5 separate regions of the Mus musculus genome follow, and all the other regions are linked to region 1. The links are chromatin loops, found by intact Hi-C in ENCODE. Cell type or tissue: left cerebral cortex. All regions are shown on one strand. Region 1 holds the start of Gm35899 (a long non-coding RNA gene). Region 2 overlaps Serpinb6c (serine (or cysteine) peptidase inhibitor, clade B, member 6c). Region 3 has its middle 76 kb from the start of Serpinb6e. Region 4 has its middle 6.9 kb from the start of Ripk1. Region 5 holds the start of Serpinb6c (serine (or cysteine) peptidase inhibitor, clade B, member 6c).

What was found. A loop is a pair of places that touch in the nucleus more often than their neighbours do. Peaks named below come from ENCODE experiments on the same cell type or tissue, not always from the same donor. Only the 100,000 strongest peaks of a DNase experiment are listed, where the experiment ranks them.
Region 2: it touches region 1 in a loop (8-fold over the local background); 10 of 42 quality-filtered maps call a loop at or near these places.
Region 3: it touches region 1 in a loop (5-fold over the local background); 5 of 42 quality-filtered maps call a loop at or near these places.
Region 4: it touches region 1 in a loop (3-fold over the local background); 4 of 42 quality-filtered maps call a loop at or near these places.
Region 5: a loop joins it to region 1, with 2.4 times the contacts of the local background. A loop is called at or near these places in 8 of 42 quality-filtered maps.

Annotation. Positions count from the first base shown.
Region 1 is chr13:32,864,180-32,869,179 of GRCm38, forward strand. Gm35899 (a long non-coding RNA gene) reads left to right here and starts at 874. Exons shown (of 4, transcript XR_873210.1): 1 at 874-1,632; 2 at 1,840-1,934; 3 at 3,755-3,812; 4 at 4,984-5,000. In left cerebral cortex, CTCF peaks have their summits at 1,607 (motif pointing right) and 2,487 (motif pointing right); DNase peaks (open chromatin) are centred at 1,590 and 2,495.
Region 2 is chr13:33,892,373-33,897,372 of GRCm38, forward strand. Serpinb6c (serine (or cysteine) peptidase inhibitor, clade B, member 6c) reads right to left here. Exons shown (of 7, transcript NM_001382852.1): 3 at 4,972-5,000; 4 at 2,897-3,014; 5 at 1,432-1,574. Among named protein-coding and RNA genes, the nearest start is that of Serpinb6c, 10 kb to the right of the region's middle. In left cerebral cortex, a CTCF peak has its summit at 2,039 (motif pointing left); a DNase peak (open chromatin) is centred at 2,021.
Region 3 is chr13:33,765,012-33,770,011 of GRCm38, forward strand. It overlaps the pseudogene Vmn2r-ps94. Among named protein-coding and RNA genes, the nearest start is that of Serpinb6e, 76 kb to the right of the region's middle. In left cerebral cortex, no CTCF peak of the experiment used is centred here; no DNase peak of the experiment used is centred here.
Region 4 is chr13:33,992,914-33,997,913 of GRCm38, forward strand. It overlaps a transcript of Serpinb6a not described here. Among named protein-coding and RNA genes, the nearest start is that of Ripk1, 6.9 kb to the right of the region's middle. In left cerebral cortex, a CTCF peak has its summit at 2,487 (motif pointing left); a DNase peak (open chromatin) is centred at 2,489.
Region 5 is chr13:33,902,334-33,907,333 of GRCm38, forward strand. It overlaps Serpinb6c (serine (or cysteine) peptidase inhibitor, clade B, member 6c), which reads right to left and starts at 2,858. Exons shown (of 7, transcript NM_001382852.1): 1 at 2,775-2,858. In left cerebral cortex, no CTCF peak of the experiment used is centred here; no DNase peak of the experiment used is centred here.

The sequences.
Region 1 (5,000 bases):
ACAGTCTTCCAGTGCTTCTTGTCTTTCTTCTGAATGACAAAGTAAGAGTACTATTATTTGTTAATGTGGGAAATTATTTCTGAGGATAAGAGAAAGGAGGATGGAGAGATGGGTCAGTTGGTGCCTCATTTACCATCCAACCACGGGGACCTGAGTTTGGATCTCTGAGCCTCTGTAATCTTAGTGCTGGAGTGGGGATGGGGGTGGGGACAAGCATTCCCTAAGAGGATCTCGATGACCAGCTAGTCTTGCTCACTCAGGGGGCTCCTGGGTCTCTGAGAGAACCTGTCTCAAAAAATAAGGTGGAGAATGATAGCGGGAGACTCACAATGTTGACCCCTGGGTTCTTTATGCACATGTATCTGTGCACCTGCCTACATATGTGCACATAAACTAGGTGTGCACACTCACCACTCACCACACAGGAAAAGGACCATAGTCTTAAAACAAACAAGCAAACAAAAAAGAAGCAAAGGAAATGAAAACAGAAAGGAAATACAGTTTCCAGTTGACGTAGTTAGTTGTCATGATTTGATAGATTTGGCAACTTCACTGCTATTTCAACAAGACTGGGGAACCCCCTCAATGACAGGATGTCAAAAGGATGAAAATACGCATCCAAACACTGCAGTTAAAGACTTGGGACAAGAGGTGCACCACCTTGGGAATGTAGATGCCTGCCACACCCGTGAGGCCTTGGGTTCCATCCCCAGCTCAAGCCCAAAGCAAGGAACAACAATACTCTGAAATGATTTTTTTCTGACACTTTCTGTTGGTGCTTACCTAAGATCAAAGCTATTTTATATGTATTTTTTCTTCCAATTTCATATATATACATACATGTATATATATGTATATATATGAAATTATATAGTAGTCAGGAAGCTGTCCTGTCCAGCTCTACAGCCAAGCTCAGTGTTCCTCAGCACTGCTGCAGGGCACTTCCTTTTGCTGGAGGTGCAGGGTTTGATGTGCATGTGCCCTAGTCAGATGGTGTCATCCCACTAGCAGGTCATTTGATGTCCCATCTTCCGTTCCCACTGGAGCCATGACCCACCCTTCACTAAGTCCATTGATCTGAGAGTGGCAGGATGTGCAGACTTAACCTGTCTCCTGGGAGCGCATTTATTGTCATGTTGCTTGGGTATGGAAGGATAACTCTTATTCCTAGTGAAAGAAGTCCTCTCGGAGATCTAAACAAACACAGAATAGTTCTTATAAGTCTGGTCATGAAGTCCCAACCTTCCCATAGATGACTTGATTATGCCCCCATTGAGCAGCAGCTGTTTCCATGGTCCTTGTTCCCCCACAGGGATCCTTAGACAGTCCATTCATTCAGCTGCCACACTGACCAGGTGTCCAGGGTATCAGCAATGACACCATAGTAAGTAAAAATGTGGCTGGATGTGGTGGCAGAGGTGGCCAGCAGACCCTAAAGATGCAGAGCCTATTGTATACATCATTTCCAATCTAGGTCAGAAGATTGCCATTGAGTGTCCAGATGGCAGCGATGTTCAGTGCACCTTCATGATTGCAGTTTTATAGAGCCATCAGTGGCCACACCTCTGAATCCTGGACCCTTAGCCACAGTGGGCTGGAGCATCCACTAGAGGTCACTCTGGTGACTTGCTGGTAAGCTAGCCGTTAACTTGTAGAGCTTGCTGATCCATTGGGTATGTCACCTGGGCCCAAGTTTTAATGTATCATTTCATTCTGCAACTGAATTCTGTTGTGTTTGTCTATTTACACTAATTGTGCTCAATATCAAAGTAACCAAGAATGGGAGGATTATAACAATGAAAAATTGCCTTAGGTGTGAAAGCTGAAATTGCCTTGTAGGTCTGAAAGCTGAGAAGTTCAAGTTGCCAGCAGGTTTGCTGTCTGCTCTCAAAATGGTGTCCTGTGAAGACAGTGAGATGGTCCTGTGGGTCAAGGTACTGGTCACTAAGCCTGAACACCAGGGTTTGAAGCTTGGGACCCACACAGTAGACTAAATGAACTGACTCCAGAAAACTGTCCTCTGACATCTGTGCAGGTGCCCCGGCCCCGGCATGCACAGCCATGCCTGTGCACACACGAATGTTAAAACAAAAACAAACAAACAAAGATACCTTGTTGCTGTGCCTTCAAAGATGGAAAGTAGACTCATAAAAGAGTTAAATGCATCTTTTATAAGGTCCCAACCCCACACATAAGGACTGTTTTAATACTTTTAGAGAATTAACTCTCATATGCAGTTTAGGAACAACACATCCAAACCTCAGTATCCCAGCCACCATCCCTGCTCTCCCAGAACTCATGTCTGCTATAGTTAGGATATGGTTTGAGCTTGTCCCCTGAGCACTCAAGTGTTGAATATAATGCCCGCTGTGAGGTATCAGAAGATAGAAACATCGTGTGTGGTGCTTGGGAGGTTGGCGCTTGGAGAAGTGATTAAGAACTCAAGATTCTCAGGGTGGAGCACGAGAATATCATCCTCATGACCACTAGGTGGCGCGCACGCCGCAGCTCTTAAGGGCCAGGAGGAGTCTGGTGCCTGTGGCTTTCTCAGGTTGCTACTGTTCCTTAGTTGTCAGCATCTTGGATTTGAAATCTTGGAGGAGGCCCCGCCTTTAGCACTGAGAAACAGTGTCCTGAAGGGATTCAGCAGTCTTCCTCTAGTCTCTGTTTTTACAAGACAGGAAGATATCAGAAGAGACACACCTGTTCCCTTTCTCACTTTTCTCCTTTTTTACTGTGATTCCTTGATACCTTCCACTTCCTGGGAACCTGTCCAAACAAAGGTTATTTCAGATGCCGAATCTTGAAAATGGAGAATTCATAGTTATTAAGCCTCATAACCTACCTCATAAATGCATCCCTTTAAATCCAGGAGAATGTGCCACACTGTACCACCTCAGAACCAGCTGGCCTGAGACATCTTGATACAACATCAAGGCCTTCTAGAGGGACAGCAGAACCAAAGAGTGCCATATTACAACGTGGGAGCAGTTGTGGTGTCCCCAGTCCCATAGTGCACTGGGTCCTTTCCTGGATCCCTCCCTTGAAACTCTTGTGTCTGAGGCCTTCTGGTGTGTGACAGGCATGACAATTGGGATAATCCCTTGATGACTTTGACTCACTCTGGCTTGCAGTAATGAATAGCCTCTGGCTTCTTGTCACATTAATCTCTTTATCAAAGCTTACTTTTGTCACCGCCTACATATTCTTTCCTGAGCATGGGTTTCTTTCTTTGGGGATTTCCAAAATTTTTAAGTTTTATCCTCCCTCCCTCCCTCCCTCCCTCCCTCCCTCCCTCCCTCCCTCCCTCCCTCCCTCCCTCCCTCTCTCCCCCCTTCCCCCCCCTCTCTCATGGAGGATTATGCCCACACATCCCATCACTGTTTTTATCTGTTGGAAAGCACTAAATTGTTCAAAATGACTTGTAAATGGCCATCTTCCTGTGTCAGACTCCCATGTCACTGGGATGAAAGTCTAGTATGTGCCTCCACACCTGGCTTCTCTCTTGATTATAAATTGTCTTTAACTTTTGCTTTTTTTTTTGTATGTCAAGCAATAGTGCACTGTCAACAATTTCCACAGAGATTTTTTAAAAATTTTTTCATTTTCCCCAAATATTCTAGTTCCTTGCTTTTACAGTCCTTCACCCAGAAAGCATCAGGGTATAGGCATAACTCTGCCAAGTCACTGTCACTTTGTGGGACACCAGTCTTTCTTTGGGTTTCTCACACCTTGTTCCTCATTTCAATCTTAGATACACTCAGAATTGGCTTTACCACCCATGTTTCCGCCAACATGCAGATCTAAGCCAGGTAAGATCTCTCTCAGAAGAGCGTATCAGCTCCCCATTATGATCTATCACCAGTATCATCCTTAAAGCCCCAACAATAGAAATCTCAAATGCTGCCAATCTCTGTTACCACTCTCAGTAGAAGCCACTGTCACGGCTGGGGTGGTTGTGTAGTCACAGTGAAAACATGATGCTGATATCTTACTTTGTGGTGTTATAACTCAATAGTGAAACTGAGAAGTTTATTTACAAGATTGTTTCACTTTTTGAGACTGAAAGCTTGAGTTCAAGGTGGGAAGTTCTGTGTTTAGTGAAGGCTTCTCTCTGCTTCCAAGATGGTGCCTGCTTGCTGAGGTTTCTGGGAGATGAGGCTCGCCCTCATGAAGCAGAAGAGATGAGAGCGGCAGCCCATCCACTCCCTCTGTCTTAGTCAGGGTTTCTACTGCTGTGATAAAACCACATGCCATGACGAAAGCAACTTGGAGAGGAAAGAGCAGGTTGATTTCAGTTCCTACTCAGGCCACAGGTAACCACTTGGGGAAGTAGGGGCAGGAGCTCAAGGCAGGAACTGAATCAGAGGCCATGCAGGAGTGTCGCTTACTGGCTTGCTTTCCATGGCTTATGCTGAAAATAATATTTCAGTACAATATATTCTAATTTGGGTTTCCCCTCCCTCAAATCCCCTTAGATCCTCCCTCACCCACTTACCATCATACCATTCTCTCTCTATAGAAAACAAAGCATCCAATAAACTAGAAATTTAAAAAGAAAAAAAAAAACCCACAAGAAACATAGTCAGAGATAATCACAAAATTGGAAACCATAAGTAAAAGGCCAATAAGATAAGAAAACCAAAACTAATAAAGCCACATGAGACAAACGTTTACAAAAATACCACCAAGTTCGTTTTGTGTTGGCCATCTACTGCTGGGCACAGAACCTACCCTTAAGTGGCATTAAGTGTGGCTAATGCACCGAGTAAGATTCCATGGGAGCAAACTGATTTCTCCTTTGCAAGCAGTTGTCAGTTGGAGACAGCTCCTTGGTGAAGGATGGGAGGAGACCTTGTCTACTTCCCTTTCTCAGTGCTGGGAGCCTGTATGGCTTGGGCTGGGCAGGACCTGTGCATTCTGCCACAGTCTGTATGAGTGTATTATCTGTGGGATTACTGAACATTTCCATTTCTATTTTAGGAGCACGGATTACCATG
Region 2 (5,000 bases), 1.0 Mb after region 1:
AGTTTGGAGCTGAGATAAAAAGATGGACCATGTAGAGACTGCCATATCCGGGGATCCATCCCATAATCAGCTTCCAAATGCTGACACCATTGCATACACTAGCAAGATTATGCTGAAAGGACCCTGATATAGCTGTCTCTTGTCAGAGTATGCCTGGGCCTAGCAAACATAGAAGTGGATGCTCACAGTCGGCTATTGGATGGATCACATGGCCCCCAATGAAGGAGCTAGAGAAAGTACCCAAGAAGCTAAAGGGATCTGCAACCCTATAGGTGGAACAACATTATGAACTAACCAGTACCCCGGAGCTCTTGACTCTAGCTGCATATGTATCAAAAGATGGCCTAGGCGGCCATCACTGGAAAGAGAGGCCCATTGGACACGCAAACTTTATATGCCCCAGTACAGGGGAACGCCAGGGCCAAAAAAGGGGAGTGGGTGGGTAGGGGAGTGGGGGTGGGTGGCTATGGGGGACTTTTGGTATAGCATTGGAAATGTAAATGAGCTAAATACCTAATAAAAAATGGAAAAAAAAAAGAAAGAAAGAAAAGAAATACTTGATCAGGAAAAACTGAAGAATTTATTTAAAATAAAGCATGAAATGAAATTCATTTCCTAATAAACTGTAGGTTCAATTAAAGTTAGCCTAAAGATCTGAGGTCTGGTTAATGATCCAGAATGTGATGTAATTAATTTCTCTTGTCATCCTAGGAGCATAGGCACCAGGTGATGGGGGGAGGAGGGAGGAAGAGACAGAGATGAGGGGGAAAAGTAATATGGTTACAAAAACATATTCCAGTAACATGTCCCAGATTGTGTTTATCCCATCAAACCAGAAGTAAATTTCACTCAGTGCTTCAGTGTTTATTGAGCACCAACCATAAGTCAGGCACTCATTAGACAGCTCTCTGCCCTCAGCTGTTTTTCCAACAGGATAAGAAAGGTTATTTTCCCTCTTTGTAGGAACCAACACGAGGTGTGGTCCTCTTGAAGGAGGCAGGAAACACAAGACAGCACTTCTGAGAAGACACACTGAAACGACCGGACTGTGCACAAGGAATGGGCTGCATTCTGGGCCAGAAGGAGACTCATAAACCACATCTGGAGTTTAGATTTTCTTATGTTCAAACTTCTATGAAACACCACTGCAGAGCTCTGCCATCAGGTTTGGCCTCAACATCTGCCAGTGACAGGATAGCCCTTGACAGAAGCAGGGCCAGGACTGAAACCATATACCCTGCAGCCATCATTGGCAACATGCAAAAGGAGAAGGGAAGAGAACCTCCTCACAGCTGAGAGAGGGTCCTGCCTGAAGGGCTGCCCAGAGACACTAGAAGCACAGGCTACATGAGGAACCTCCTTATGTTTTAGAAACCAGTGTGAACAGAGGACCTTGCCCAGGAGTCTCCTTAGTTACTGCACTGTGGTTACCTTGCTGACTTTGAATGGCATCTCCCTGGTGTCCTCTTTGTTAAACTGCTTCTCCCACTTTCCTTTGAAGTAGACAGCATTCACGAGGATCAGTGGAGTGTTTGAATGTATTGTACCTGGAGATAGCAACTCTTTGATTTTATCTGAAAGAGGGAAGATTTTTAAAATTAATTAAAGACTTGTGGTTTGGATGAGAATGGACCCCCATTGGATCATATATTTGCATGTTCAGTCCTCAATTGAACTATTTGGGAAGAATTAGTAGGAACAGCCTTGGTGGAGGAGGTGTGTTGTGGAGGTAGTCTTTAAGATTTCAAAAACCGACAGCAGGCCCAGTCTCTCTAACTGCCTGCTGCCTGTGTAGATCAGGATGTAAAACTTCCAGCCACTGCTCCACCACCATGTCTATCTGCTTCCTACCATGATGATCATGAAATAACCCTCCTAAAACTGTAGGCAAGCCCCCAGTTTGACGCATTCTTTCATAAGAGTTGCCTTGGTCAGGGTGTCTCTTCATAGCAATAGAACAGTAACAAAGCTAACCCAATTACCTAACAAAAGTGGCTGATATGTGCAAAGGGCTGACAGGCAAATGGCGCCACCTGCTGCTCTGGTCAGAACCTTACATAGGAGATTTCTCTTGATATAAAAGGACCACATATCCCTAAAAGCAACAACCCTGACACCAACATCTAAGATGTCAGATCAAAGGGCAGCCTGATCTACAGACTGAATTCCAGAACATCCCAGCACTACACAGAGAAACCCTGTCTCAAAAATTTTTTCAAAAGCTTTCTGATTCCTGATTTAGAGCTAGCAATGCAGACCAACTTTAGAATACTTTGCTTTGCCTAGCATATTCAAGTCCTTAGGTTCAACACCAGGCATGTCAAAAGAACTCCTGATTTAATGAAGAAAAGTCATTATTGTTTGAAGCTCTTGCAAAGGTACTAATAATATGATTATTAGCAATAGACTACAAAGCCAGGAATGATGGCACATATCTTTAATCCTAGCACTTGAATGGCAGGGGAAGGTGGATCTCTGATTTCTAGTCCACCTTGGTCTAAATAGTGAGTTATAACACAGTAAGAGCTATAGAGTGAGGACCTGTCTCCAAAAACAAAAATAAAAATATTAGAAACAGACAGATAACCTGGCAGGTGAAGGTGCTTGCTACCAAACCTAAAGAACTGAGTAGAATCCCAGGACAACACTGGCAGAAAGAAAAAACCAAATCTGTGAGTGATTTTAACTGCAGGTGTGCACAGACAAACATAGACACACAACAAACAAATAAACAAACAAGCCCACATAAATGTACCACTTTTTCAATATAAGCCAACTGATTGACATGGATGGGGTAAATATAGCTCAGTGGCAGAGGAGATCCTGCTCAGGATTCCCAGGGCATGCAGTCAAATCCTAGCACTGAACACAAACAAAACAGAGAAACTTTGTTCACCTTCTGTCTTTTTGGCTACCCAGGTGTTGATGTGCTGTCGGGACTGCTCTGTAGCACCCTTAAAGTCCAGCTCTTCCATCTCTGCTTCATAGAACTTGTGGCAGGAATCTTTAAAAGACTGAGACAGAACAACAAAATTATACAGCCATGCAAGTGATTAGCACCAGCAGCCTCTTTGCCAATGCCCAAAAGCAGATAATCAAAATTTAATCCTGTATGATATGACTTGTAAACAAACATACAGAAAGAGTATAAAATCCATCCTTCCTGTTTCCAGCTGTCTAGCATTATGCTTAGTTTATGAATGACATAAGATGCTGATTGGTTTATAATAGCCAGAAGCTGGAAAGAACGCAGATGTCCCTCAATAGAAAAATGGATACAGAAAATGTGGTACATTTACACAATGGAGTACTACTCAGCTATTAAAAACAATGAATTCACGAAAGTCTTAGGCAAATGGATGCATCTGGAGGATATCATCCTGAGTGAGGTAACCCAATCACAAAAGAACACACATGATATGCACTCACTGATAAGTGGACATTAGCCCCGAAACTTAGAATACCCAAGATACAATTTGCAAAACACATGAAATTCAAGAAGAAGGAAGACCAAAGTGTGGATACTTCATTCCCCCTTAGAATGGGGAACAAAATACCCATGGAGGGAATTACAGAGAAAAGTTTGGAGCTGAGATAGAAGGAAGGGCCATCCAGAGACTGCCCCACCCGGGGATCCATCCCATAAACAGCCACCAAACCCAGACACTATTGCATATGCCAGAAAGATTTTGCTGACAGGACCCTGATATATCTGTCTCTTGTGAGGTTATGCCAGTGCCTGGCAAATACAGAAGTGGATGCTCACAGCCATCCATTGGGTGAAACACAGGGCCCCCAATGGAGGAGCCAGAGAAAGTATCTAAGGAACTGAAAGGGTCTGCAACCCTATAGGTGGAACAACAATATGAACTAACCAGTAACCCCAGAGCTTGTGTCTCTAGCTGCATATGTAGCAGAAGATGGCCTAGTCAGCCATCATTGGGAGGAAAGGCCCTTAGTCTTGCAATTATATCCCCCAGTATAGGGGAAGGCCAGGGCCAGGAAGTGGGAGTGGGTAGGTTGGGGAAGAGGCAGGGGGACGGTATAGGGGAATTTTGGAATAGCATTTGAAATGTAAATGAAGAAAATATCCAATAATAAAATAAATAGGAGAAAAAAAAAAGATGAGAACCACTAAAGTGCACCATGAACAACTGGATCTCTGAGGCAGTAGCTGAAGCTCAGGGAGGTAATCGGGAGTACCCTCAGATGCAGTATCACACTGCTGTCACTCTAAGAGGCCACCTCACTGGCTATGACACCTCTGCATTGTGCACAGGCTGGACCTTTTACTACAGTTTGCTATGCCAAAAGAAATGCAAATTTGCACCATTCAGAATAGTGTCACCTATAGAGACAGACACCAGAGATGTGGCTATGGAAGCTATGAGATTGAATATCCATTTTATTTTATTGTACTTCCTGATATGAAATTTGAGTAGTTATATGTCTACGGCCACCATGTCAGGAAGCTCAGTTTCAGGCAGTGAGCAGTTTGCAAAAGCACAACCCATGGTGGCGTGTGGTCCAGTGGCTCATTGCAGTAGTGAAGGACAGGCCTCACATTCACAGGGCCTTAAAGGGAACTAATCATGAGCACGAGGCAAACAAAAGAAAAATCTACTTTCTTATATAGTGTATGAAATGACAGTGACATTGATAACGACTCACATTCTACCATATTACACCAGAAAACACAAACAACATAAATGAGTTGAAGCTCCCATTATGTTGACAGTGTATATGGAATAATTTCTCAGTATTTCTACCAAATAATCCATGACTGCATATTTAATTCCTACTTGACAGAACTGTTTTTATTTTTTATTTGTGTCTTTATGTATAAGGCAGAAGTACCGTTCATGTGGGTCTGTACCTATGTGTTCAAGGTGTGCATGTACGTATGTATAAGCCTATGTGATTGTTAGAAGATAACCAGCTAAACATCTCTAAGTGCTACATGACACTTACTGCTAGGATATCAAAAGTCTTTTCCCCGA
Region 3 (5,000 bases), 900 kb after region 1:
CTCAGAAAACTGGACATAGTACTACTACTAGATCCAGCAATACGTCTCCTGGGCATATACCCAGAAGATGTTCCAACTGGTAATAAGGACACATGCTCCACTATGTTCATAGCAGCCTTATTTATAATATCCAGAAGCTGGAAAGAACCCTAATGTCCCTCAACAGAAGAACAGATACAGAAAAGGTGGTACATTTACACAATGCAGTACTACTCAGCTATTAAAAACAATGAATTTATGAAATTCTTGGACAAATGGATGTATCTGGAGGATATCATCCTTAGTGAGGTAACCCAATCACAAAAGAAGTCATTAGATATGCACTCACTGATAAGTGGATATTAGCCCAGAAACATAGAACACCCAAGATACAACGTCCAAAACACAAGAAAATCAAGAAGGAAGACCAATGCGTGGGTATTTCATTCCTCCCATGTATTTTATAGAATATGGCATAAAATATCCATGGAAGGAGTTGCAGAGACAAAGTTTGGAGCTAAGACGTAAGGATGGACCGTCCAGAGACTGCCCCACCCGGGCATCCATCACATAATCAGCTTCCAAACGCAGACACTATTGCATATGCCAGCAAGATTTTGCTGAAGGGACCCTGATATAGCTGTCTCCTGTGAGGCTTTGCCAGTGCCGGCAAATACAGAAGTGGATGCTCACAGTCATCTATAGGATGGAACACAGGGCCCCCAATATAGGAGCTAGAGAAAGTACCCAAGAGCTGAAGGGGTCCACAACCCTATAGGTGGAACAAGAATATGAACTAATCAGTACCCCCAGAGCTCGTGTCTCTAGCTGCATATGTAGCAGAAGATGGCCTAGTCGTCCATCATTGGGAAGAGAGGCCCCTTGGTCTAGCAAACTTTATATGCCCCAGTATAGGGGAACACCAGGGCCAAGAAGTGGGAGTGGGTGGGTAGGGGAGTAGGGGGGGTATAAGGGACTTTAGGGAAAGCATTTGAAATGTAAATGAAGAAAACATTTAATAAAAATGACGGGAAAAAAGAAAAAGAAAGAAAGAGAGAAAGAGGAAGGAAGGAAGGAAGGAAGGAAGGAAGGAAGGAAGGAAGGAAGGAAGGAAGGAAGGAAGGAAGGAGGAAGGGGGAGAAAGAAGCTTAGTGATTTCAAAGCCTGGTTGCCTTACAGAGTGTGTCTCAGTACAGCCAGGGCTACATAGTCAGACTCCATTTCAGTCAGTAGAATAAGGCAGGCAGGCAATAATTAAATGATTAAAAGATACTATGTGAAGTAATATGGAAAGTTTGGATCAACACATAAATTCCTTATCATACTTACCATCAAAGTTATTGATCCTCATGAACACAGAGACTCACATCCACGTAAATGAAATACACATTTCAAAAACCCATGAAGGAGAAATAGATTTGGGTGTAGTTTCATATAAATTAATAACGGAAATTGAGAGGCATAGGCAGAAGATCCTCATGAGTTCAAGGATAGTCTAGTCTACATTGTTTATAAAAGGCTACCATATTTTTTTCAAAAATCACAGAAATGACAAATGTGGCAGTATATTCTTTGACCTAACTTTGTACTATTCCTTAAATAATATAGTGTCCCAGTAAACTGGGTGATTTGATCAAGATACAGTGATCTTTTATAAGCACAGAGACTGACAGAAGATCCAGACAGCAAAATTCTGATATTTTGTTGTAAACTAATCCCAAATTCATTGACTTATAAACTTTTTCCACATATTAAAAAATCAGTAAATAAATATAATAATAAATTACAGTTCCAAAGACTAAACTTAATGAGTGTTGGTATTGTAGAAACTTAATCTTATCCAATTAAAATGCCAATTCTAGTTCCAGCCATTTATGAGAAGATGTTAAAATATGGATTTTATAGAAACACTAGCATTTAAATTATAAACATTTTCCACTAAACATAAAGGTTATATGGTCTGTGTCTTCCTTCTTTGTAAATCTGTGCAGGTATAAGTTTAAGAACTACCAGTTTGTTTTGGCCCTGGTATTTGCCATTGAGGAGATCAACAAAAACCCTCATCTTCTACCCAACACAACTCTGGGGTTTGTTCTCTATAATGTTGTATTTACTGAAAAAAAGTATTCTTTTTGGTGCCTTGGTTTGGCTAACAAGGAAGAAAACACCCCTACCTAACTATGACTGTGGACAGAAGAGAAAGTCACCTGCTGCACTTACAGGAACATTATGGGCAACATCTGCTCACATTGCAACCCTGCTAAAACTCTACAAAATACCTCAGGTGAGGGCTAGGTGTGAGAACTAGGAAAGAAGTATGTATTGTTGCCATGATAGTATCTGATAGTGTAAGACAGAGTAATTCAGATTAATCAGCTATCAGAGAATGTATGAAGGTTCTTGATGATAGATCCACATTACCATTACATGAAATGGAAAGGAAAGAGCTGGATGAAACCAGTTAGGTTATTTAAACTGAAGAACTGTCAGTAATATTTGTGAAAAACTCTGTAATGTTTTCCATATGAAATATGAGAAACCCATCTCTATCCTAATTGTTTACAGATATTAACTAATTGTGTTCTTTCTCTGGTTTCCAATTTTGGTTGTTGTTGTTGTTGTTGTTGTTGTTGTTGTTGTTGTTGTTGTTGTTTTATTTGCAGCTCACTTTTGGACCTTATGATTCTACCTTGAATGATCCAGGACAGTTTAATTCTCTCTATCAGATGGCCCCCAAGGACACATCTCTCTCACTTGCTATAGTCTCTTTAATGCTTCATTTCAGCTGGTCATGGGTTGGTCTGATCCTCCCAGATGACCACAGAGGGACTCAGATTTTGTCAGAATTCACAGAAGATATGGAAAGTAATAACATCTGCATAGCGTTTTTAAAATTGATCCCTGGAACCATGAATTCATTTTCCAACAAATTATGGCAAAATATGGAGGAGATTCAGGAATCATCAGCAAATGTGATAATTATTTATGGGGATATTGGTTATTTACAGTGTTTAATGAGACACATTGGGCAACAGTTAGTGACATGGAAAGTCTGGGTCTTGAATTGTCATTGGGATGTTGTCAGCCATAGTGATTATTTTATGGTAGAGTCATTTCATGGTAGTTTCATTTTTTTCACACTACCATGAAGAGATGATTGAATTTACAAATTTTATTCAAACAGTTAATCCCTACAAATACCCAGAAGACAATTACCTCCCTAAGTTTTGGTTTTTATTCTTCAAATGCTCATTTTCTGAGCTTGATTGTCATCTTTTGGAGAACTGCCAAGTCAATGTTTCCTTGATGTTACTGCCCAGACACATTTTTGACCCAGCCATGAGTGAAGAGGGACACAATATATACAATGCTGTATATGCTGTGGCCTACAGTCTCCATGAGATATTTCTTGAGCAACTACAGACACAAGTGCATGATAGTGGAGAGGAAACTGTATTCTTCCCTTGGCAGGTAATATTCCTTTTTAGTGTGTTGTAATATCAGCAATGTTATATTTTTATGTATTCTAAGGCCTTTAGATTCTGGTTTAGGCTTATAGATTCTGGAATATGTTGTCAATATACAAGGGAAAGGATAATTTTTCTCTTTCTGAAGATCAATGTAAAATACAGCACAAATGATTTTTATAAATGCATATCAGGAACATGCAAAAAAATTAAAGTCAACATTAAATTAATATAACAAGGTACCTCACAGTTTTCTTCATAATCTGATCACTGTGAAAAGTTTTGATTTCACATATATATTCCGCAGAGCATAGGTAAACACAATAGACCCTTAAGGGTTAAAATGCTTCTGAGCACTACTGCATGGTTTGAAGTTACAGATCACTTTAAAGTACACTTTAGACTTTGGGGGCCTCACTTTAAGTATGGATGCTCTTAAATAAATGCCAAAAGTTAATAGGTGTCATGAGATTTTCAAAGAAATTTGAGCCATCTGAATCTACCTAACTTGTTCTCTTATCTGTGTTTAATGATTTCATTTGATTTGAAACTTAATGCATTTCCAATCAAGTCTCTTTCATTTACTCAGCTTTTAATGTCTCATTTAAAGACTTTTTTAAATGATAGGTTAGAAACTCTGAGATTATTTATATTATTTTTAAAAGTGTTATAGTATCTAAGATGTATTTAAACATAGGTTTCTGCATCTCTTTTAGCTCTTCCCTTTCTTAAAGAACACCACGCATAAAAATCATATGAAAGGTCACACAGTAATGGATAGAGGAAGAAACTTAGAGTCAAAGTATGATATTCTTAATTTTTTGAATTTTCCAAAGGGTCTTGGACTAAAGGTGAAAGTAGGAACCTTTTTCACGCATGCCTCCCAGGGTCAACAATTGTCTTTCTCTGAGCAGATGATCCAATGGCCTACAAGCTTTACAAAGGTGAATTGAGACTTATCCCGTTTCTTTGACCTTTCACAAAAACAAAAGAAATTTTCAGTATGTAGTGAACCATTGACACTCATTCAGTACTAATAAGTATTCAACTACCACTAAGGAAGAAACTCCACATAAATACAGCCAAAGTAGACTATTTTCTCATTTCCCGATCCTGATCAATGGAAAAGTTTGTTTTTAAATTCTATTAAAGAACACACATTTGTTATAAATAGAGTATATATTAGGTTTTAACTCTACCTCTAAAGACTATTAGAAAGCTTATTTTATACCCAGCCCAAGAAATTTCAGTGTGAAATGAGGTGGCATTTTTGCTTAATCAGAAATTGTGAAGGAAGACTAGCTTGAGATGTGTGTGTGTGTGTGTGTGTGTGTGTGTGTGTGTGTGTGTGTGTATTATATTTGCTTTGTTACTTTGGTTAAATAGTTATAAAACACAACTAAAGAGAGGACAAATTTCTTTTGGCTGGCACAGTAATTATGCAGGACATCATAGTGGGGAAAACGCTTTAAGATGAAATGGAGGTGATAACAACACACTCACAAAAACAGATTCAGAGATTAAAGAATGTAATTTCTCACTTTCCATCTCTTT
Region 4 (5,000 bases), 1.1 Mb after region 1:
TTATGTTAGCTATGGTTCCAAAGAGAGAAAATGAGTCCATAACGGTAAGGAAGGCATAGCATGGCTGAAGGAGATGGCAGATCACATACACATGCAGGATGCAGAAGAAAGCAAGCAAAAAGTGGGGGCAAGACTATACACCCTCGTAGCCCACCCCTAGTGATGTACTTCCCCCTGCACCTACACCCCAAACAGTACCACTAACTGGGGAACAAGTATTCAGATATTTGAGCCTGTGGGGACATTTCACAACAAAACTAGCACACCCATCAAAATTCAGTATGTGACTATTGAAAAGAAAATGAAGTGTGATTTTTTTTCTTTTAAGTTATTCAACACAAAATAATCTCCCACTTCACTGAGATAGCTGACCATGTCCACAACCAAAGTCACCCTCTAAACTGGAATTCAGTTAGCTTTTTTGTTAGCACCAGGGGCATAGCAGTCCTTCTGTAGGTGTCTCTGTCCGCCTCCTCTCTTGTCAATCTTGCAGGTGGTTCACCCTCTAGAACTTTAGGCCAAAGCCTGCCAGTCTGAGGATGGCTGGGGTGCAGGCTATGGCAGGCACTATCTCCAGAGGTAGCTGGAAGTAATCTCAGAGATACTGGATACCTTCATTTGTAAGGTACCAACAGAAATGTCTCCAGGAACCCCAATTACAGCAGTTATTGGGTTAGGATGCTAACTTCTTACCATAATAGCCATTTACCCTGAAATTCTTTCTCAACAACATAACACAAATGCATGTGTAGTGACCATCAGAAGGCATATGGGAGCCTCCCCAGTCTGCTGCTGCCTCTCCTTAGTCTGACACCAGCTACCTTAAATCTTGTCATGGTCTAGAAAGGGACATCACAAGAAGCTAGCTTTAGATGATGTATTACAGGGGCCTCTAATGAGCACTTAGAAATACTTTTACTATTACTCCATCACGAACAAGGTGGTTCATGACTCTGTGAGAACTGGTCCTTTTGGCTAGTAGTTCTTGGGAGGGAAATCTTGTAGTCTTGTGTTTTGACTGGGTTTGTTTCATAATTACCATAGAAGAAAAGTATAGAAAATGCTTGTGGTATACTAACCCCTTCTGTATTTAAGTTACTATGATTGATATACACTTCTAAATTCTGAACTGAAAAAAAATGGAAAGAATGGAGGAAATGAGGAAGGGAGGGAAGGGAGGGAAGGGAGGGAAGGGAGGGAGGGGAGGGGAGGGGAGGGGAGGGGAGGGGAGGGAAGGGAAGGGAAGGAAAGAAAAGGAAAGAAAGAAGGAAGGAAGGGAGGGAAGTTGGTCTACATGCAAACTGCTCCTTTACATAGCTTCGAGGTTTGAAAGACTATATGGTCTTCATTATAGTAAGGTTGGGTACATCTTACTTGCCAGTGCAGAATGTTTAAGCAGCCAATGTTTGGTGACCATTACTCCGTCCTTAAGAAGGAGTTCATAGATGGCAATCTGGTTCTTAGGCATTAACATCACAGCAGTTGCATGGTCCAAGGTGGAGGCAGGAAAGTGGAAGTATGACTCTTAAGTAAAGCACACACCAAACTGTTGGGTGTTCTGAGGATAAAGTTTGATCCCCAGGACCCATGTAAAAAGCTACATGTGATGGTATGCATCTATAATCCCAGCACTTCTAAGGGGAAATGGGAGTTTGCAGGCCAGCTACCCTGGCAGCAGCTGAGTAAGAAAGACCCTACTTCAACAAGATGGAAAACAAGAACCCAGCTCCTGAAAGTTGTTCTTTGATCTCTACACACATGCCATAGCTATGTGTTTCACACTGGCTAGTCTTGAAATTATTTCCGTGTCAAAGCCACAGATCCTAGTTAGGCCTGAGTTGAGATCCCTTAAAAGACTAGGGAGCTCCTTGGGCAATAGACTAAAGGAATAGAACAGGGGATCGAGAAATAAGCCCAAGCAAGTACAGTCACCTGATCCTGAAAAACGAAGAAGAGAGGAACAGTCAGTCTCCAATATCCACACGTAGAAGAATGAAACTAGATCTCTGTCTGTCACTATGTAGCTTAAATTGTATTAAAGATCTTAATGTGAAATAACTAATACTTTGAAACTACTAAAGAAAAATACTTCAAGATCTAAGCATTCGAGCTAGAAGGGGCTCAGCAGTTAGGAGTTAGTATTGCTCTTAAGGGAGACCTGAGTTGTCTTCCTAGCACCCACATAGGGCAGCTCATAACCACCGGTAACTTCTGCTCTGGGAGATCCAACACCTCTGGCCTTCTCGAAGCGCACACACACACTTTTTTAAAAAACTCTTAAACATTCTAGACATTAGTGATTACTTTCTGAATAAGACTCCAAAACATCTGGAAATAACAAGAACTGAATTCCAAATACCTGACTTGTTTGATTGATCTTATAAGATCACTTGGTCCCTGATGTGCCTGAGTCTACAAAAGAGCTTCCCAGAGTAAAATAGGTGTGACTACTTGTTCCTAAATACTTGGGGCTGTGCATCTGCTGCCCTCTGGTGGCAGTCTGAAGTTGATGAACTTGGATTCATCAATTATAGGGCAGAGTGGACACAGCAGGGCTACCAAGCCCAGCTCCCTGTAGAATAACTTACTTTCTGGGGCTTGTGCACATTTAAGCCATGTGTTTCCCTTTTGCAGCTACATGTCCTGGAATTCAATCGTTCCTCTAGCTCTGAGAAATAAACCACATCTAGAGCCCTGCTGATCAACAATACTTATTAAGAACTATCTATTATCAGAGAAATGAAGCCAAAACTGGAAATAAGATATATTGCCCTCAAAGTAATAAAAATCTATGCCTCACACCAGAAAAATTTTAATAGCTACATGATAGTATCGTCTAGGGGGTGTCTTGAGACCTACTAACTGCATCATTTTGGATGGAGTCAAAGGCAAATCTTTTGAACGACGTTTCCTATGGTATGACAAATGACCACCTAAACAATGATGAGAAATTCCAAGTCCAGTATCTCACAAAGTACAATAAAGGATGGGAAACACAGATGGGAAAAAGGCAATAATTCCAGGTGGAATGTTCTACTCAGAAGGTGAAATTGGTTAGGAGTTCTAAGAACTAATTTTGAAGAAATTAGGAACATCAAGCTTTCACCACAAAAAACTTCCTCTTCTACTTTTCCACCACAATTTGAACTTGACACAATAAGAAATCAGAAACCCTGTAGATATCAAATTACAGGAAAAATGATATTCTGTACATTTTGTCCTCACACTGAGGAGGGGTTCCTTTTTAATAAACTGGTATTTAATTTTCTCTCAAGAACATTTAGTGTTATTAACTCATAGGGGGTAATTTCTAACCCCTTCTCACCTACCTTTGTTATTTCCAGAGGGAGCTTCAGGCTCAGCATGGGACTCAGGCCAGTCCAGAAATGCCACACGTCTGTGGTGTGTAAGAGATGACTCTGGCTTCTGAAGCTGCATCTAATAAAGGAAAGCAATAGTGGCATGGTGGGCCCAGAGGCCACAGACTTTGGAAAAGAAAAGCCAGTCACCACATGCCCCTTGGTATTTTGAGCAATAATGTTCAACACAGAGAGTTAGCTACTAAAAAGTACAGAGTTGTCTAGGAATATTGCTAATGCCAGCTACCCATCTACCTTAATGTTTACTCTAAAAGCAAGTATAAATTTAGCATCCTTCATTTGGGGAGAATTCTGGAGAGAAAGGAAGAAGAAATCCTAAGCATATACCCATGTGCTACATGGAATAGGGATCTCTAGGAAGCCTGCACAACCATCAACCTGGGCCTAAACAAACCTAACTTTGGTTTGTTAAACATCCTCTCTGTAGAGAAGCCTTTAAAGGTGGAAAATTGTGGATGAAAGTGACATGTATGGGTATCAACTAACTAGATGTACATTTGTGGTGACAAATAGTTTCAACTTGATACCTCTAGCCCTACCTGTGAAGGTGTTTCCAGAGGTTTAACTGAAGGGTAAAAGATTCACCTTGAATGTAGGCAGCACCACCCCATTTATGTTCTTGGACTGAATAAGCAGAGAAAAGGGAGGAAGCTGAGTATTAGCATTCATCTCTAGTACTAGCACTACAGATGCAAAGAGACTGGCCACCCATATCACTGCCACTATGCCTTCCCTGCCACAGTGGATTAGATCTCAAATTCTAAGCCAAAATGACCCTTTCCTTCCTTCCTTTTTTTTTCTTTATGGAAAATTTATTGCAACACTCCAACTGTACATTACTGTTTCTTTTCAATGTCTTGCTCTGTAGCCTCCTTCACCCTTTTTGCTTGGATGCCAAAGAGCCAGGCATGGGCCATGTGAAGACTGGCAAAAGCCTTGAAGTTCTTCTCTTCTTTTGTGATGACTATGGCTTTTTCCTTTTTGTACACATTCTGAGTGGCATCACAGGTCCTGTTAGCTTGGTGGGCCAATTTAAGTTCTTCAGCAGAACTATCTCCCTTCTTTGGAGCAGAAGGCTTCCTAGGGAAAAGTATGAGCTTGGAGTGGAACTCCTTTAGGCACTGCACTTTGGCTTGTAGTGATTCAGTGGACTTGTTTCACTTTCTCAGGTCCACAGAGATGCCGATAGTGTGACCCATTTTCTTGTGAATCTAACTGTACGGAACCTCAGTATGGGCCAGATGGACCCAGACACGGGACAAGAGACCATGTGATGTGCTTTCGCTTGATGAGCCTTGTGTCTGTAGATCTTACGTGCCAGCTGGTTGAACCAAGTGTCCACTTGTCTACCAATCCTTGTAGAAGTGAGGCTTCAGGATCATGCCATACTGGCTGGGTGCCATGGCTGCCTAAGGCCACAAGTGAGAGAAGGGTCCCTGAGGAACTGTGAAGGTTCCTCCTTGAGGGACTCCAAGCACTTCTCCTTGAGGGACTGTGAGGACTTCTTCTTGAGGGACTTGAAGGACTTCTTGAGGGACTGCAAGGTTGGTTACTTCCTGAGGGACTTCGAGGACTTCTCCTTAAGGGACGGTGAGAACTGAAAGTCCAATAGTGGATAGC
Region 5 (5,000 bases), 1.0 Mb after region 1:
ACCAACCTTCTCAATGTCCAAGCACAAGGAGAACGACATTTGTGTGGCACTTTGGGAAAAGGCTTCTTAGTGGGTGTTAAGGGCTGACAGACAGTATTTGCTAAGCTGTGGAGAATCAGTCTCTTCACCCATCTTTTCTCCTCTTGTCAGAACAATGGCTCAGTACACAGCTAGCAGGTATACAGAGTCTGACTCCCTGACCTAACCCAGGTCCAGAAAGCTTAGAAACAGAAGTGTGGGTCTCCCATGAGATCCTACAACATCTGTCTGCCGTTTCTGCCAGATCTGGGGTAAAGGGTAGGGAATCTGACTCTGTCCTAATTCCTTGTATTCTTATGGGTCTGAGTTAGTTAGCTATAGTTAACTTTGAGAGATGCTTTGGGCCACTCATGGAGGAGCATTCCTTTGATCCTTATAGGAGGGAGGCAGAGTCAGGCAGATCTCTAAATCTGACGCCAGCCTAGTCTACAGAACAAGTTCTGGGACAGCTAGGGCTACACAAAGAAACCTGTCAAAATGATTTAGACTGGAATTGACCTGGTTTGATTTTAAATACAGTCATTCCTGTATATCTAAATATTCAGTTGGTGTCTGAAATGCCATAATACTCCAGTGCTCAACTCACTTCTTGAAATCATCTGCAGATAACCTATAATACTCAAAACAATATAACTTCCAGATAAATGGAGCCTGTACACCACACTGTTTGGAGAAGAAAAAGGTGTGTGTGTTGGGCCGGTGGGGGGGGGGGGGAATTCTGTCCATCTGAGTTAGGGTCTTGCTATACAACCCAGGCTGTCCTCAAACTATCATCCCTCTGCCTCAGTCTCCTGATTACTAGGATTACAGGTGTATACCATCACACCTGGCTTCTCTCCCAATTTTTTCAGTGTACTATTTCTGTCTGCTGATTATACATGTGCAATCCATGTAAACAGACATGCAGATATAGGAAGCCAGGTGGCCTTAGTTTATGGACCCAAATGTGAACCAAACATTCCTTTCTCTATTTGATGATACAAGCCATAGTGACTGCAACTCCTCAGGATAGACCAGAAAAGCAAGACACTCCCAGTCTAAACTGATAACATCCGCAATCCCTGGAACCTCAAATCCCAGCACTAAAATTCATGATCACATGATCTTAACTCAAAGGTTAGTCAGCCATCACATACCACACCTAGTCCTAAGCCACACCCAAGAGGAGCAAACATCCTTAGGAATAGTCAAGTCACGAAGCAATTCCCTTCCACATGCACACACACACACACACACACACACACACACACACACAAACTACTAAACTTCACCCAGCATTCCCTCACAATTCTCCTCATGTGTTCCTATGATAAGAAAAGAACATAAAAACTGACTAGGCACTTGGGGATCAGAGACCCCAAAAGTATCAGTTCCTGTAATGCCCCTGATCACCTGACCAGGACTCCAGAAGGGAGCTCAAGAGTCTAATTGCCCTTGATACCTGTGAGGGCAGAACCAAACTCCAGTCCAGAGAGTAAATCCTTCTAGTGAATAGCTATAGAACTAGATCCCTAGATTTTCATGGTTAAAATGAGTTATATTGCTTATAATCCCAGCACTCAGGAGGTAGAAGCAGGTGGATCTCTGATTTCAAGCCCAGCCTGGTCTACAATGTGAGTTCCAGGACAGCCAGGGCTGTTATACAGAGAAACCCTGGGGAGGCAACAAAACCAAAACCAAAAGGGGGGGTTACATCTATTTCCAACTTTACCCCTTGTAACTGGTTTAATGATACCTCTTCAGAGAGAAGAATGTTACAGTAGCCTTAGCCTTCTACACAGCTCTCTGATGAGGCCCATTAAAGAAAAGCTGTTTCAGATCAAGAGAATGAACTCTAGCTATGGGCTGGGTATGTCTAACATTCCAGGCTACTCAAAAACAATCAGTACTAATCAACTGCCTAAGAGACCACACCTCGGAAGGAGATCCAGCTGGTGCCAAGATAAATATATGAGGGTAATAATTATCCCTTGAGAAGATAATGCACTTTCCCTTCCCAAAAGCCCGAATCTGTTATGTCCCTCCCAAGCTGCTGTGAGGCTCTGTTTGCTCTGGCCATCTTTCTGAGTCAAGACCTGGAAAAGCCTTGGTTTTTCTCTTTTTTCTCCCTTTTGTCTCTTACTTTCTGATTCCTGGCCACAGCTTAAAGATGTCTTCCTAGCTCTGTATTCGCTGTCCCTTTTTGCCATTTGGCTGCTTGCTGAACCTTCACCCTCACTCAATTAGCAAGGCCTTGTCTCCTCCTCTACTCCGTCTCAAAACCCTCAGAAGCTGTTCTCTGGCATTTCTTTCAAACTCTAATAAAACCGTGTTCTAGTTTCCTTCTGTGTCTATTCTAAATAAATAAATAAGTAAATAAATAAGGAATCTAAGAACTATTAGAGAAACTCAATTTTCCTAGAGACAAGTGGTCCTCCAAATAGGGCTACCTAAAATTTCCAGTAATATTGAAACCACAAGAATGCTATTTTTCTGTACTTTTAATTCTCAAAACAATTTTAAGAGAAAGGGACATTTCAGGTCTGTTACTAAGGGGCAGAGCAAGCTCAGCACAGCAAGGCTGTGAGTCTGCCAACAAAACAAAGAGAAAGGGAGAGAAAAGATAACTCAATCTAATCTGGAACAGAAATCAGATTAAAACTTTCTGCGTGTCTAGGCAGACACTGGATCCTTAACACTTCGCCTGACAAGAGTTTAGTAGAAAGCATATCAAAGTGATCAGGTCAGCTCCTTACCAGTATCCTTCTTCTTACACTGAGGGCCTCCAAAGACTTGTCGTTTGAGCCTAACTTCACAAAGACCATAACGTCTATAAAAGCAGGTCCAAAACCCTTGACACTCACTCCCAGGCCTCTTCATCCCCACCTCCTCCCACCTCCCCACCCCTGGTCCCCGCCCTCTGAGATTCCAAAGACTGTCTCTCGTGTCATGAGTCCTGGATCTCCAAGTCTGGGCAAGCAGTCACATGTGGATCCGGATCTGGGACACCGACCCCATCGTGAACAAATCAACTCCTCAGTGGGTGCTGAACTGACCAACGCCCCTTGCATCAGAGCCGAAGGCGTGGCCACCAGCTGGCCCAGAACACAAGGAGACTTACTCTCCAGACAGTGTCAAAGAACCACTGCAGCAACTGCATAATTCAAGATGAAACCCCTACCCCTGATCGCAGGTCTCTAGGCCAACGCCACACCCGCTCCTGCCACCCTCGTCCCCAGCGCCCTGTGCCAAAGCCTGCATCAGCCTAGCCTACCCCGACACTAGGTTCACCTGGAGATAGCAAGATGAGCAGAGATCTGAAAGGTACTGGCTGTGCCCAGGGCTACTGGCTGGGTGGAGAGGCAGGTGGAGACTGGAGCTCTGGGCGCTGGCCTATTGTGTTAGGAAATGCAGAGGGCAGGGCTAGGTTACCTGAGCCTAACAATGCAGCAGCCCACCCTTTGTCTCCTGGCCACCCGGTTGCCAATCCAGCTGCGGATTTTTCTGGTCCTGAATGCCTTTTCTAAGAATGCCTTTTCTAACAGCAAGCTCAACAGGAGCTGGAGGCTCTGGGTGGTTTCCTACAGAGGACTAGAGTGTGGTTTCACCAGCCTTCTCATTCTGCATTTGTCAAGTTGATAAATGCATTAGGTGAGTTATAGCAAAGCTCTTATGACCTCATCATTCCACAAACCCCCCACCCACCTCCTAATACTTCACATGAGGGATTGGCTTCATCATGAGTTGTGCTGGAGACACTTAAAGCACAGCACTCCAGGCTCTTATGAGGAAGGCATCTGTTTGCTGAGCCCACAGAGAAAGCAATTGGGTATAACAGGATTCTATTGTCTAGTTATCACTACAGCGTTTCTCAAACTTTGCCTCCAAAACACTGTTTCCCTTCCTGTTTTAAAGGGCCGTCAGCTTGTCTCAAAACAACTAAGACCTTCACAAGGACAGAGGTTCTTCTCAGCCTATGAGCTAACTACCATAACTTCATAGGTAGGCAAAATCCTCTAGAAAAATCACAATCCTGTCTTTTCAGAAAGTTTATGTGTGAGCATCAGCTTTAAGAAATTTTATTATATAGCTGGGTAGTATTGGAAAAATGGTGCCAATGGCTTGCCAGATGTGATGTAATTGTTTCATTTGTTCTACAGACTTACTCTACTTACAGAACCATCCAGGAGCCACTTGGAAGCAGAATAGAGAAGATACAGTTTCTGCCCTCAGCACAGATGGGCTAGCAGATGACATATGTTGTGGTATGTGCAGTACCTGTGCTGAATACAGGGGCAAGAACAAGTAGAAGCAGGAACGGCAGGTTTACCTTTGGGAATATGGACTAAAAGTGATGTCAGAGTCCTTAGCACTAGGACAGAACTGAAGACTCGGGATGAGCTGAGTAAATGACACACAGGAGAGAATGTTCCAACTGTGCAGGCTGGGAAACATGGAAGTGTGCCTATACCACAGGAACCCTATAGCTCATAAGATATCATTAAGTAGGAAGCAATTTAGCTTAGATACTAGACTGTTTTATATTCATGACATCATGCCAGTGGGTTTACACACTTTGGAGCATGTAGCAACATCCTCAGAATTAAGATAGGAAAGCTTGCTTCACAGCAGTGTGGAAGCCTGGCAGGAGTGGGAACCAGGCAGGGAAAACAATGCTGCCAAGTTTTCAGATAAAAATCGCTAACGGGAACCAGACAGGTGCTTACAGAAGAGGACAGGCAGTACTCGGTGCACTCCCTTAATCCCAGCATTGGGAAAGAGGAGGCAGGAAGATCTCTGCAAGTTCAAGAACCACCTGGTCTAAATAGAAAGCTCCAGGCCAAACAAAGCTATCTAAGTAAATAAATACAATGAATAAAACACAAAGGAGGATGCCCTGTGCCTAGTTGAGTAAGGAGAAAGGAAGCAGATGTGACCCAGATGGATGACCTGGCCCACCAGGCTAGAGACTGTGACACTGG